2 separate regions of the Homo sapiens genome follow, and region 1 is linked to region 2. Evidence: read pairs that join two places in POLR2A ChIA-PET (ENCODE). Cell type or tissue: A673. All regions are shown on one strand. Links, peaks and the distances in the headings refer to the core of each region. The heading gives the core; the rest is flanking DNA.

What was found. ChIA-PET counts read pairs that join two places held together with the same protein. Peaks named below come from ENCODE experiments on the same cell type or tissue, not always from the same donor. Only the 100,000 strongest peaks of a DNase experiment are listed, where the experiment ranks them.
Region 1: POLR2A ChIA-PET joins it to region 2 with 20 read pairs; 1 of 35 experiments calls an interaction of 5 or more read pairs at or near these places.

Annotation. Positions count from the first base shown.
Region 1 is chr2:23,897,448-23,904,531 of GRCh38, reverse strand. All of the region lies in intron 1 of ATAD2B (ATPase family AAA domain containing 2B), which reads left to right. It also overlaps the pseudogene RPS13P4. Among named protein-coding and RNA genes, the nearest start is that of ATAD2B, 26 kb to the left of the region's middle. In A673, for the core only: no CTCF peak of the experiment used is centred there; a DNase peak (open chromatin) is centred at 3,431; H3K27ac peaks cover 786 bases.
Region 2 is chr2:25,224,321-25,231,403 of GRCh38, reverse strand. It overlaps DNMT3A (DNA methyltransferase 3 alpha), which reads left to right. Exons shown (of 23, transcript NM_022552.5): 23 at 1-3,530. Among named protein-coding and RNA genes, the nearest start is that of LINC01381, 24 kb to the right of the region's middle. RefSeq lists enhancers at 1,171-1,901, 4,818-4,877, 4,888-4,967, 5,018-5,147. In A673, for the core only: a CTCF peak has its summit at 2,429; a DNase peak (open chromatin) is centred at 2,453; H3K27ac peaks cover 811 bases.

The sequences.
Region 1 (7,084 bases), core at 1,349-6,348, 1.3 Mb after region 2:
AAAATCCTTTCCTCCAAGTCTAAACTATTCTTTCTTTTTTAATTCTGACACTTTTGTAAGACTAGCTCTGTAGTCATCACCTGTACTTGCTCACCACTTGCTCCATTATTCACCTAGTGTTTTCCACCCCGCATTTCACAGACATTGCCCTGTCAGAAGTTACAATGATCTCTTACTTACAAATCCTCAGGTTTATCAGCTTTCTTCTGTTAAAGTCTTTTTGGAGCAGTTTAACTCCTCTTGTTTTAGTGAGAGACTATATTTGTCTCTGATTTTTATGACATCTCTTGTGCTTATCCCCATTAATTAGGCATTTTTTTAAGGTTTTGACTTCTGCCCTTCTGTTTTTATACTCTGTACGTTACCTATGATCATTTTCTTTTATGACCATGTTTCATATCTGTCTCTGCTCCTTAACTCACTTCAACTCAGAGGTGTGTTTCCCATAGCCTGATAGACCTCTCCTTAGATTTCTGGCTATAATTCCAAACTAACTTTCCAATTTTAATTCAGCATTATACTTCTCCCGTCATCACCTGTTCCCTGGCTCCCCACACCACCATCACCACTACCACCACCACCACCACCACCAACAACAACCGGCACTTTTTATACCTGCCCTTACTGTATTTATTTTGAATACAGCACTGATATCGCTAATCTAGTTATTTTGTTTTCTGGACTAAATTTCTTCTTTCTGATTTTCCCAATTCTAAATGAGGCCGTCATCAAGTTTTGATTTAATCTAGTGGTCTGCTAATTAACTTAGTTCCATGCATCTCTCATTTTTAAATGCTATACTTGGCTTCATTCTTTTTGTTTTTAGATTAAAATCCAGCTTTTAGATTTCTGACAAATTTAGATCTGGGCATGAAGCCTTCCTTGAAAACCAGAGCAGCATCTATTCATTTCTAGTTATTCTCAAGTTCTTTTGCCTCACTTTTTAAGATTTATGACAGAATAATAGTCACTATTTATGGTAGCTGATGAGTATGGTTTAAGGGACTGTAAAAGTCAAGGAGAGAATGGTTTTTACAAATTGAAAAAAGTTATCTATTCAAAGAGGTTAGAATTAAAAAAGTTGCTTAAGTGGGGATGACTATATCTTTTCATTATTTAATTTCTGTAGGATTTTACATTATTATTATTATACTTCTCTTGGAAGTTATCTCATCCTTGGATTGTGTTCTGGTATTTTATGTGCCCCATTATTAAGTTGTTAGAATACATATTCCCACTTCTATAGAAGACTTGAAAACAACATTTATTTATTTATTTATTTATTTATTTATTTTTGAGACACAGTCTTGCTCTGTTGCCCAGACTGGAGTGCAGTGACGTGATTATGGCTCACTGCAACCTCAACTGCTGGGGCTCAGGTGATTCTCCCACTTCAGCCTCCCAAGTAGCTGGGACTGCAGGCATGGACCAGCACACCTGGCTAATTTTTCTATATTTTTGTAGAGACACGGTCTTGCCATTTTGCCCAGGCTGGGCTCGAACTCCTGAGCTCAAACAATCTGCCCACCTCAACCTCTCAGTGTTGAGATTACAGGCATGAGCCACCATGCCCGGCCAAAAACATCCTTTAAAGTCTACATCAAATAGGTTATTTATTTATTTATTTATTTAAAGAGACAGGTCTTGCTGTGTTACTCAGACTGGTTTCAAACTCCTGGCCACAAGGATCCTACCGCCTGGGTCTCCCAAAATGTTGGGATTACAGGTGTGAGCCACTGTGCTTGGCCTCAAGTAGTTCTTATCCATCTTTTTTACCACTGCCTTCCACGTCTTATGTACATAGTAGGTCATCAGTAAATGTTAGTTAACTGAAATTATTTCCCTTATGCCTGAGGTACTTTTCCTACTCATGGATTATAATCACTGTGACACAGATTGCTAAATGGCTGTGGGTAGATTGCATAATCTTTTAAATATCTTTGTCATGAAACTGGTAACGCCTTCTCTCAAAGGGTTAGGTTATCATTAGCTAGTAAAATGCTTTGAGGGAAGATGAAAAAGTTAAGGTTGAGGGTTATGATCATCCTATTAAGGGTGAATTGTTAGCATCAGGTTTGTAGGTAGAAGCTTTCCCAAAGCTTGAAGTTAATTAAATGGTGCTGAAGTAATTATTTTGTACCTGTTTACATCGTGGTTGCTTACTTTACTTAAATCCCTAGATTTCTTTGGAGGGAAGGAGTCTTTGGTAATCCTCTTTATTCTGAGGTCTCTGTCATAGAGCCAAATCAAGATTGAAACCCTCCCGTGACAAAAAAAGTAAATATACCAGTACATTGTAGCAGTTAGGATGATGTGCTTTGTATTATACTTGAAGTATGTTATATGCCAGAGGTCCTCAGACTTTTGTGTACTAAGAATCATTTGGAAGCCCTTGTTAAAAACGTTTCACCTCCAGAGATTCCAGTCCAGCAGGTTGTAATTTTTAATGAGTAATGCAGGTGATTTTTGATTCAGGTAGTATGTAAACAACAGTTTGAGAAATACTTCTGAATGGAATTGAAAGCCAGTAGAATATGCAAATGGCCAATAAATAAATGTGCAAAACTCACTTAAATTGATATTCAAGTAACTATATACTTGGATTATTTTAAAAATTCAAATATTTTACTACTTTTTTTTTTGTCTTCAGTTCAATGGTACATAGTACTTATTTCCAGAGTATGTTTGGGAAACTAGTACCTGCAGATATTCCATGAAAAAAGAGAGCTTGATCAAATAAGTTTGTGAAATGTTACATACTTTATTTCATCCTTAGAGATTTATTTTGCATGTTATCATAATACTCTTAGAAGTTTTGCAGCAAAAAGCCTTGGACCTCATCGTTTCCCAAACTTAATTCACCATGAGCCCTCCTTTCTTGCCCCTAATAATTTATATTAATAATTTGTGAACAAATTTCCAGAAATTTTGTTTGTTGTTTTTCCTTGTTATCATGGAATTTTAAAAAATAGGGTACGTTTTTGTAATTCAGGAGCTTAAAATCTTGCTAGAATTTCAAGACTTGGACATGACACTTTAAAGATGATAAATATATAATGCTAAGTTGAAATAATCAAGTGCCCAAATGTATAGTAGGGCTGCAACTAGTAGCAGGGATAAGCTTAATTTAGGCTAGATTCTTCAGGGAGATTTCATGAAGAAAAAAAAAAAAAGGGTCCTGAGATAGGTCTTGAAGATGAATGATCAAATTTGATTGGAAGGAGTAATGCTGGCCTGGGCTATCTAAATTGGTACAGTAGTTTATAGGTACTAGTTTCTGTATCACAGATACACTCTAGCTTAAAATACATGATGTTGCTTCCTCAGTGACTCCTTTTTTTTCGATAAACAATCATTTTATTACTTGAGTACGTAGACAAACTTATGCAACCAGGGCAGAGGCTGTGGATGACTCATGTTTCCAGTTGGGTGGGAGGATTTGCTTGGTCTTGTATTAATAATATTGAGCCAGTCGGTGAATTCATCTATCAGAATCAGATGGAATTTGGCATCCTTATCCTTTCTGTTCCTCTCAGCATGCTTTCGAATAGCAACTGCTTGCTTAATTAAACAGTAGAGATCCTCAGGGAGATCAGGCGCAAGTCTTTTGGACTTAAGGATTCTTAAGATTGTATTGCCTGTCACAAAAATATACTTGTGCAACACCATATGAGCCTCAGGATCACACTGATTTGTGAGGGAGGCAGACCCTTCTTGGTCAGTTTGTAAGTCTGCTCCTTCATGTCATCAGATGTCAGCTTCAGCCAAGTGGGAACCTTGCAGTGACAGGGCAGAGCCGATTGAGACAGGCCCTTCCCAGGAGTGCACATGCGACTCATGATGGTGGCAGTCAGGCGGTCCAGTGACTACGTCTTGAATATGTTATATAATAATGCTTTTCAAACTCTAATGTGCACATGAATCACCTGGGGATCTTTTAAAAATGGTTTCTGATTCAGTGGATCTGAGGGTGGAGCCTGAGATTCTACATTTCTAATGAGCTTCCAAATAGATCATGCCCATGTTGTTGGTTCACAGACCAGAATTGGAGTAAAGAATGTCTTGGATTAGTAATTCAGTTAGATGACCTTTAATGCACACTTTAACCTTGGGAGTCTGTAAATATACCAGGTTGGAGTGGATGAGCTAGTATAAAGAAAACTAAAGCTGGGCGTGGTGGCTCATGCTTGTAATCCCGGCGCTTTGTGGGGCCGAGGTGGGAGGATCTCTTTAGGTCAGGAGTTTGAGAACAGCCTGGCAATGAGACTCTGTCTCAAATAAAATAAAATAATAAAAATATAAAATAAAAAGTAAGAGGCCAGGCGTGGTGGCTCATGCTTCTAATCCCAGCACTTTCGGAGGCCGAGGCTGGCAGATCACGAGGTCAGGAGTTTGAGACCAGCCTGGCCAACACAGTGAAACGCTGTCTCTACTAAAAATACAAAAATTAGCTGGGCGTGGTGGCATGCACCTGTAATCCCAGCTACTTGGGAGGCTGAGGCAGGAGAATTGCTTGAACTGGGAGGTGGAAGTTGCAGTGAGCCGAGACCACTGTACCCCAGCCTGGGCGACAGAGCTAGACTCTGTCTCAAAAAAAAAAAAAAAAAAAAAAAGTAAGAAAACTGTATTAGAAATGAAAGGACTACTGGGCGCGGTGGCTCACACTTGTAATCCCAGTGCTTTGGGAGGCTGAGGCAGGCGGATCACAAGTTTGGGAGTTCAAGACCAGCCTGGCCAATATGGTGAAACCCGGTCTCTAGTAAAAATACAAAAATTAGCTGGGCGTGGTGGCATGTGCCTGTAGTCTCAGCTACTCAGGAGGCTGAAGCAGGATAATCGCTTGAACCCAGGAGGCGGAGCTTGCAGTGAGCTGAGATCATGCCACTGCACTCCAGCTTGGGTGAGAGAGCGAGACTCCATCTCAGAGAAAAAAAAGAAAAAAATGAAAGGACTAAATTTAAAAACACTCATTTGAGTATAGTATGGTGACTGACAAAGGATTGTTATAAGATTGAAGTATATCTTAAATGATTTTCCACCCTGTGCTGAATATAGTTTGGAAGTAGCTAGCTGGCTTTTCTTGGGAACTTAACCTAATAAGTGATGGTGTATTATAAAACTAATACACCATCTTAATTATATACATGCTCATATTTGAATTTCAATTATTTTTTCTTTTGTGCCTTTTAGTACCAGTGTGGCCTTGTGGCTTTTTTTTTTTTTTTTTTGAGATGGGGTCTTGCTCTTTCGCCCAGGCTTGGCGTGATCACAGCTCACTGCAGGCTTGACCTCCTGTGCTCAAGCGATCCTCCCACCTCACCCTCGCTGAGTAGCTGGGACCACTGGTGCATACCACTATGCCCAACTAATTATTATTATTCTTTTGCGACAGTTTCCCTCTTGTTGCCCAGGCTGGAGTGCAATGGCATGATCTCAGCTCACTGCAACCTCCGCCTCCCGGATTCAAGCAATTCTCCTGCCTCAGCCTCCCAAGTAGCTGGGATTACAAGCATGGGCCACCATGCCTGGCTAATTTTGTATTTTTAGTAGAGATGGGGTTTCACCATGTTGGTCAGGCTGGTCTCGAACTCCTGACCTCAGGTGATCCACCCGCCTCGGCCTTGCAAAGTGCTGGGATTACAGGCATGAGCCACTGCCCCTGACTTAACTAATTTTTATTTTTAAGTTTTTTGTAGAGATAAGGTCTCATTACGTTGCCCAGGCTAGTCTGGCACTCCTGGCCTCAAGCAGTCGTCCTGCCTTGACCTCTCAAAGTTTTGGGATTTCATGTGTGAGCCACTGTGCCTGGTCACAGATATTTCTATATGGTAGCATATTGAAAAGGATTATAGATACTTCTTGACAAAAAGAGTCAAACTCTGTAAAATATTTAAAGAGATTTATTCTGAGCCAAATATGAGCAGCCATGGACCAAGACACAGTCTCAAGAGGTCCTGAGAACATGTGCCCAAGGTGGTTGAGTTATAGCTTCATTGTATACATTTTAGGAAGACATATGACATCAATCAGTACGTGTGAGGTCTACATCAGTTCAGTCTGGAAAGACGGGAAAGATGGAGGGCTTACAACTGATAGGTGGATTCAAAGATTTTCTAATTGGCAATTTGTTGGAAGAGTTATTTTCTAAAAACCTGGAGTCAGTATAAAGGAGTGTCTGGGTTAAGATAAAGGGTTGTGGAGACCAAGATTCTTATTGCATAGATGCAGTGGCCTCCCTTAGAGACAATAGGTGGCAAATATTTTTTGTTCAGACCTTTAAAAGTTGCTGGGCGAGGTGTGGTGCCTCCCACCTATAATCCTAGCACTTTGAGAGGCTGAGGTGGGCGCATTGCTTGAGGCCAGGAGTTTGAAACCAGTCTAGGCAATATAGTGAGGTCCCATCTTAACAACAACAAAAAATTAGCTGGGCATGATGGCAGGTGCCTGTAGTCCCAGCTACTTGGGAGGCTGAAGCTAGAGGATTGCTTGAGTCCAGGAGGCAGAGGCTGCAGTGAGCCATGATCACATAGATTGAGACTCTGTCTCAAAAAAGAAAAGAGATTTAGGTATATATGTATGTGTATGTTTATATGTTTATATATTCCTTAGCTCTCTCTGCTGAGAGCACTTAATTGCAGTGACGCCTCAGTAACAGTGAGCACACGTAGTGCCCAGCTTTTGGTTTCTAAATACTATCATTGACTAAGAGGAACCAAGGCCCCTTGGAGAAATGCTAATCTAGGGCCAGAGAGGGAAAGTATAAAATAAGCCTACAGAATTCAGTTGTGCCAGAAAGTAAGGAAGTACTCAGAATGATGAGGATGTGTCAAAAGACACAGGAATTGCTTTGAAGGGGCTCACATTAGCTAAATCTCACATAATTTGAGCAACAAAATAAATAGAGTAGGAAATTATAATTTGTAGAATAAAATAAGAATCCATGATACTGATAAAAATATAAATGAATAAATGAATTTGGGGGGACAGGTTAAGCTCTCTGTTAAAATGCCAACTACAAATGTAGAAGGAATGATGGAATTAGATAATCACTATCTTTGTGGTATTTGATAATGGCAAGAGTAGT
Region 2 (7,083 bases), core at 1-5,000:
TGTTTAAGATCATGCCCAGTTGCTTCCTGTCACCTCTTGACAGGTGGTGACTGGGCTGCTGTGGGGCTGGAGCAGCGAGGAAGGGAGCCTCTGCCCCCTCAGTGGAGTCCCTGTGCTAACTGTGGTGCTCACCCAGCTCCTCCTTGCTCCCGCGGGGCTCTGTCCTTCGGGCCTGGAGTCCACCAGCGCCACTCCAGGAGGGCTGGGGGAGGAGGGGCTGCCTCAGGCAGTCCAAGGTGCTCCCTCCCCCGCTGGCCAATGCTAAGGTCTTCCCGGCTCCCAGGGTCAGGACAGAGTCTTCTAAGGCTCAGGCTCTCCCAAGCCACTGCTTAGTGACAGTTAGCCTTTCCCAGCGGCCCAAGCTCCACCGGAACTGGGCCTGGTGCTCCAACCAAAGGGTTGGTGTTGGGACTTGGGAAGAGACTTGGTAGCCAAGGGCATGGCAAGCCTGGGGGATTCCTGTGGGCCGGCTTGCTCGAGGAGGGAGTGCTGGGCACAGAGGAGCCCTTATGGCTGACAGCTTGAGAGCACTTGTTCCTCCAGATCTAGCCACTTGACCAGGCCCTAGAATGGACCAGATGCCCCAGGGGTCATGGCCCCCCCCCCCCCCCCCTTGCAGGGACGAGAGTTAACAATCACCAGCTTTTCTTCCGGCCCAGCCTGTGTGCTTGGTCTCACAGTAGAATTTAGGAGAGTGTGGGGCTTTGGGATTGTGCCAACTTGGCCAAGCTGAGATATGCTTAATCCACCTCAACGCTGGGGCCTCTGGGGACAGGTATTGGGTCACCTTCCAAGGGGTGCTGAACTTCAGCAGGCTGTAGATAAGGCAGAGGTTAGAGGCAGTGGAGTGGGGGAACCAAGAAGGCCTAGGGAAAATTGCCAGGCATATTCCCTGTGGAATTTTCTTTCCGAAGAGTAGGCCCATTTCCCCCTTAGAAACAAGGGTTCTGGGGGCTGATGACAGCTTCCCCTGCAGGTGCCAGGTGGCGCATGATGCCAAAGAGATCCGTGGCTCTTGCCTGGGGGAGGTAGCCAGGTGCTCGTGCTGGGGACACAGTCCTTGGCCTCCTGCCTAAGCAGGAAGCTAGTTTCCAGCAGGCGGCTGGTACTAACCCCCCGCCCCACGGGAGCGACAGGCTGGTGCACCGGCAGACTGGGGGGCCGCAGGCGGGCACTAGCAGGGGTCTGCAGTCCATAGATGATGACATGAATCTGTTGCTGTCCTTTTGTCTCTAGGCCCCAGAGACTTCTTGCTATTGAACATCCTATTGGAAAGCAAACTTTCCAAGAGAGCACCCGGGACCTGTTAGCTTTTGAAACAGGCCTGGGTGTGATTGACTGGTAGAGATGCCTGTGTGATTTTTGGCGCATTGCAGGAGTGTGGATTGGGACAGGCACCCCAGCAGGAAGGAAGGCTGACACCAAAGGGGTCTCACAGGGCCCAGCTCCCCTTGCTTCCCGATAATTGGCCACCAGGCCATGGCGACTCTGGGGAAGCCTAGATGGGAACACCCACCTTCTCCAGCAGTAGAAGGAATATTTCAGCAGAGCCATCTGGGAGATGTTCTTATAGGAAAACTGCAGTCATTCATTTCATAGTTTTGCTTATATAAATAGAGTACATTTGGGAGGCAGTTTTGAATTCCTGTTGCTACTCTGCTTGGTGCGGAGTTGCAGTGGCCCCAAGTGTCTTTCAGAGCTGTTGCTTTTAGGATCCCCCTCAAGCTGTGGGTTAGGGCCAGGGCAGGGAGGGGGTGCTGCCTGGCACTGTGCCCTGAAGAGGGCTGCTTGCTTCCTTTGGTCGGGAGCACGGCAGAGCCAACATTCTGGTGGGAACCGAGTTTCTAGCCAGGCCCCTGTTTTGGTCCCGGGAGGTGAGTAATCTGAGTTTGTCATTGCGTATTCTCCACGCTGCCTGCTCTCAGTGCTGGAGACTAGAGAGCGACCCTGGAGTTGTCCTCTGGGAGTCCTGCCTGTTTGCCAGGGAGCAGCTGAAACCTCCCCGCTCCCAATCCCGGGGGTGGAAAAGGTGTAGTGGAGGAATGGTCTGGAGCTGGGATGGCCCTTCTGGCCATGCCCTGCTGAGCCAGGATTAAGGAAAGTGTCAGCCGCCTCCTTACCAGGCCCTGTGCTGGGGTCAGGAGGACCGGGAGGAGAGGGAAGGGGTGAGAGGATGGACTCTGCTGTTGTAGTGTGAGCTCTGGAATCTTTACGTTTTGGTAAAGGCAGGCCAGGGTCTTTGAGGATCGAGTTGGGGAACCTTGCCTCTGTGTTTCCGAGACCCAGCTAAGGTGGGCCTTTGGTGGGTGACCTGTCTCTGACCCGAGGCAGCAGAGTTTTGGGGGAGGGAGAAACAAGCAAGGAGCAGGGAGGACAAGGACACAAGATCCCTTTGCTGGTGGTGACTTACTCACTTCCCCCACCAGAGGGCCTGGGACTCCCGAAACTCCCGTAACTGGAAAGCTCCCTGGCTCAGCTCCACTGGGGGGTGAGGAGGGCGGCTCCCTCAGCCCCAGCCTAGCGGCCTCCAACCCTGTGCCTGAGAACATGAGCAGCGGTCTAAAGCATCCCCTAGTCCCATTTCACTTCACAGACCGATTTGGTTGCACAGCCCTAGAATTCAACAGACAACAAAAATGCTGAAATTCCTTAGAATACGCAGAGGGAGGAGGTGACTCACCAAGGTGCTAAAACATTTTATTAAAAATATATATTGTTAAATTAAGTCTGCTGTCTGGACAATGACTGTTTGTTTTGTTTTCTTGTAGTGGAGTTTAAAAGAGACTATTATTTTACTCTGATATATTATTATTAAAAAGGCATTTTAACTTTGTACTTGAAAACTAAATGAGCGATTTCATGTGTTTTAGCTGAGGCATTGAAGTAGCGGGTGCTTACTTATTTGTGGGAAATCATGTATTCATACTGAAGAATAAACTCCGTAGCTGATTTGGTAATAACTTTTACTGTTACAGACGATTTCGCTTTGACCCCGGTGGCAGAGCACTTTTACTCCACATTCCACGCAGCTAAATGCAGGACTTCCCAGACTCTTCCCTCCCCAGCCCTCTTTCCTTTCTCTTAAGTTCCTCTTTTCTCCTTTATTATTATTATTTTTTTTTCCTGGTTCCAGCATCCTTTCACCACTGTATTTTTTTTTTTTTTTTTTTTTTTTTTTTTTTTTTTTTTTTTTTTTTTTTTTTAGGGTTGCTTCTCTATTTATTGACAATAATAATGTACATTTCACAGTCTGGTTCTAGGACATTCAGGGAAGGGCGAGTGGGGGCCCGAGGGGTCCCTGCCCCACCCGCCTGGTGTCCTGTTGTATCTCTGTGTAAGTGATGCTCGTGACATAGCTGTTTATGAAATAATTAAAGAGGTCAATGCGTACAACAGATGTAGAAAGTCTGTCAGTTCCGCCTTCATCACATTTTTTTTTGTGCCCAGAAGAATATAATAAAGCTCCTTTCTAATGTACTTGTGCTGGAGAACACTTGAATAAATGGACTGTTTTTGTGCAAAAAGAAAAATGGAAAAGCACCGTAATAATGTCGTTTTGTCTTGCGTCTCCTTTCCCTGCCATGACTGTTCACAGCCTCCTCCAGGGGGCTCAAGTACCTAAGCGGGGAGGTGCTAGCGTCGGGCCCAGATGATGTAGGGCCTCCCTAAAAAACGTCACCTGTGTGAGCATCAAATTAGTAAATGGGAGCTGTCCCCTGGGTGCAGGAAAGAGTTTGGTTGACTGGAAGCTGAAAAATAAGTTATGGTGAGACAGGGTTGCTGGGAAAGCAAATTCAGCTCTGGGCTGAGCAACAGAAGTTTTCATACCAGAGCAGGGAGAAGAGCGCGCCTTATGCCAATGCCTTGGTCAGACACGGCGCGAGGAGGATTTTTGAACCTAGGTACTCAAACTCTAAACAGGGTTTTGGCAACAAGCGAGCATCCAGAGTGGTAGATGGTCGGGAATGTCAAGGGGCCCCAGAACAAATCGGGGCATTTGTCCTAGAAAAAGCAGGAATTGGTAGGCCAATGTTTGTAAACACGGACAGGGCGAGCCCAAAGGGCCGGGGTCTTTCCAGGTGTTCCACAGGCAGGTGGAATGGTGTGGGGGAAGCCAGTGTCAGCTCAGCATAAGGGGAGGGAGGTCCCTTTCCCTGCTCCAGCCAACAATGCAAGGGCCACCTTGAGTGCAGTGACAGCCACTCAGGGATACCCCCAGTTTTCCCTTCAGACCCCAAGTCTGAGTTCCTCTCACTGTATGGCCCTCCCCAGAGCTGTCTTGCAAGTGGACAGTGCCTCATGGTCTGCAGAGCCCTTCACCCAGTGTTCCCTTTGTCTGCATGACTCAATAATCACTAGTTCTCTGTCCCCACCTATCTAAAGTGACCATCTGGCTGGGCGCAGTGGCTCATGCCTGTATTCCCAGCACTTTGGGAGGCTGAGGTGGATGGATCACCTGAGGTTGGGGGTTCAAGATCAGCCTGGCCAACATGCTGAAACCGCATCTCTACTAAAAATACAAAGATTAGCCGGGTGTGGTGGTGCACGCTTGTAATCCCAGCTACTTGGGAAGTTGAGGTAGGAGAATTGCTTGAACCTGGGAGGTGGAGGTTGCAGCGAGCTCTCATTGCGCCACTGCACTCCAGTGTGGGCTGGATACAGAGCGAGACTGTATCAAATAAATAAATAAATAAATGTGACCATCTGAATAAATGCAAGAACTGGGATGATTCATACCACATCTCAACTCTAAGACCTCAAGCATCTGTGTTTCAGTTTCATCTTCTAAGTGCCTAGCAGGTCTAGCCAGTGCTTGCTTCTCTTAAAGAAGGGTTACTTGGCTGGGCATGGTGGCTCACGCCTGTAATGCCAGCACACTGGGAGGCCGAGGGAGGTGGATCACTTGAGGTCAGGAGTTCGAGACCAGCCTGGCCAACATGGTGAAACCCTCTCTCTACTAAAAATACAAAAATTGTCCAGGCATGGTGGTGGGCACCTGTAATCCCAGCTACTCTGGAGGCTGAGGCAGGAGAATTGCTTGAAACCGGGAGGTGGAGATTGCAGTGAGCTAAGATTGTGCCACTGCACTGCAGCCTGGGTGACAGAGTGAGACTCTGTCTCAAAATAAAAAATAAAAAAAAGAGGAAGGGTTACTCAAGGTTTCTCTCTTACATTAGGTTTCAGGGAGGTTTAGGACTGTACCACTTCACTGGAAGTATTGAAAGAAATTATAAGGGGAACGTTTGAGGAAAAGGGGACAACCCTACTAAACTAACAGGTTTTTTCCTCATGGGCACGTCTTTCTTTTTTCACAAAGTTGTAACTATACATTTAACTTGTACTTTTTCTTAGTATTTTTCAGTGTTGATGTAGAATTATTTTTATTTCAATAGTTTTTGGGGTACAGGTGGTTTGGTTACATGGATGAGTTCTTTAGTAGTGGAATTTTTTTTTTTTTTTCCGTGAGACAGAGTCTCGCTCTGTCGCCCAGGCTGGAGTGCAGTGGCACAATCTCAGCTCACTGCAAGCTCCACCTCCTGGGTTTACGCCATTCTGCCTCAGCCTCCCGAGTAGCTGGGACTACAGGCGCCCGCCACCATGCCCGGCTAATTTTTTTTTGTATTTTTAGTAGAGACGGGGTTTCACCGTGTTAGCCAGGATGGTCTCGATCTCCTGACCTCATGATCCACCTGCCTCGGCCTCCCAAAGTGCTAGGATTACAGGCGTGAGCCACTGTGCCTGGCTGGAATTTTTTTTTTAAATGGCTTCGTGGCACTTTCTTGTTGGATATTTGTTTCTATTTTTTTATTTTAGCTACAAATAGAGCTTCTGTAAACATCTTTATGTTTTGGCTTTTTTCTGTCCATATTTTGTATTTTTTCCTTAAAATGGATTCCCAGAAATAAAACTTATTGGAGCAAAGTAGCTGCACATTTTGGTTGGCTCCTCACACATTTGCCTGGTTCTTCAGCTCTCAGGCTGTCAGTTCAGAAAGAAGCAAACCTGGTTCTTAGTTGGACCAATTCAGAAATGTGTTCATCTCAGTGGGGAAGTCAAGACCCAAGATTTTTTTTTCTTTTTGAGAGTCTAGAAATTAGCAAGAAGCAAGAGGTATAAGCAATTTCATCTGGCCACTGAATTTTGAAAATTAGCTTATCTGGAGGAATCCTGGTAGGAGATGGAACTCGGACTGAATCTTCAAGACTTAGCTCCAAAGAGAGATGGGAGGGCTGGGAGAGGTGGGCATTGGTGCCCTTTAGCTCTGGAAGCCATGCCTGATTGTCCCAGTGTCATCAGAGCTGGGAGTGGGAGGTCTGGCAAGAACTTACGGGACAGAGGGAGCTACTGGAGCCATTTGGTTAATAAATACCATTCTGTGACAGGCCGAGTGCAGTGGCTCACACCTGTAATGCCAGCACTTTGGGAGGCCGAGGCAAGCAGATTGCCTGAGCTCAGGAGTTTGAGACCAGCCTGGGCAACATGGCAAAACCCCGTCTCTACTAAAATTACAAAAAATTAGCTGGGCGTGGTGGTGTGTGCCTGTAATCCCAGCTATTTGGGAGGCTCAGGCAGAGAATCACTTGAACCTGGGAGGGGGAGTTTGCAGTGAACCAAGATGGCGCCACTGCACTCCAGCCTGGACCACAGAGAAAAACTCTGTCTCAAAAAAAAAAATAATAATAATAATAATAATAATAATAATAATAATAATAATAATAATGATCCTGTGACAGTCCTGAGTTTAAGCAAGGCGTCATTTGGTGGCAGAGGGGTAAGGAGAGACAGGAGAAGGGTCAGGGCTGGGCTGAGTCAAGGTAGTTGTGAAGTGACAGGTCCGCAGTCCCTGAGACCGCCTCAGTGGGCAGCTCCAGCCCTGTGTCTGCCTGGGTGTGGTGGAGATGCTGCGCACCGGGCCCAGGCTTGCCGGGTCAGCACAGTGGGTCTCGAGTGGAATGGAGGAGAGAGGGAGACAAGAGGCTGCCTGGGAGCTGGCTGGTGAAGAGGCCAAGTGTGCATATAGTAGTGTGCATATAGTAGGGTCAGCTGCCAGCATGGGGAGTGGATGTAATTCCGAGGGGTGTG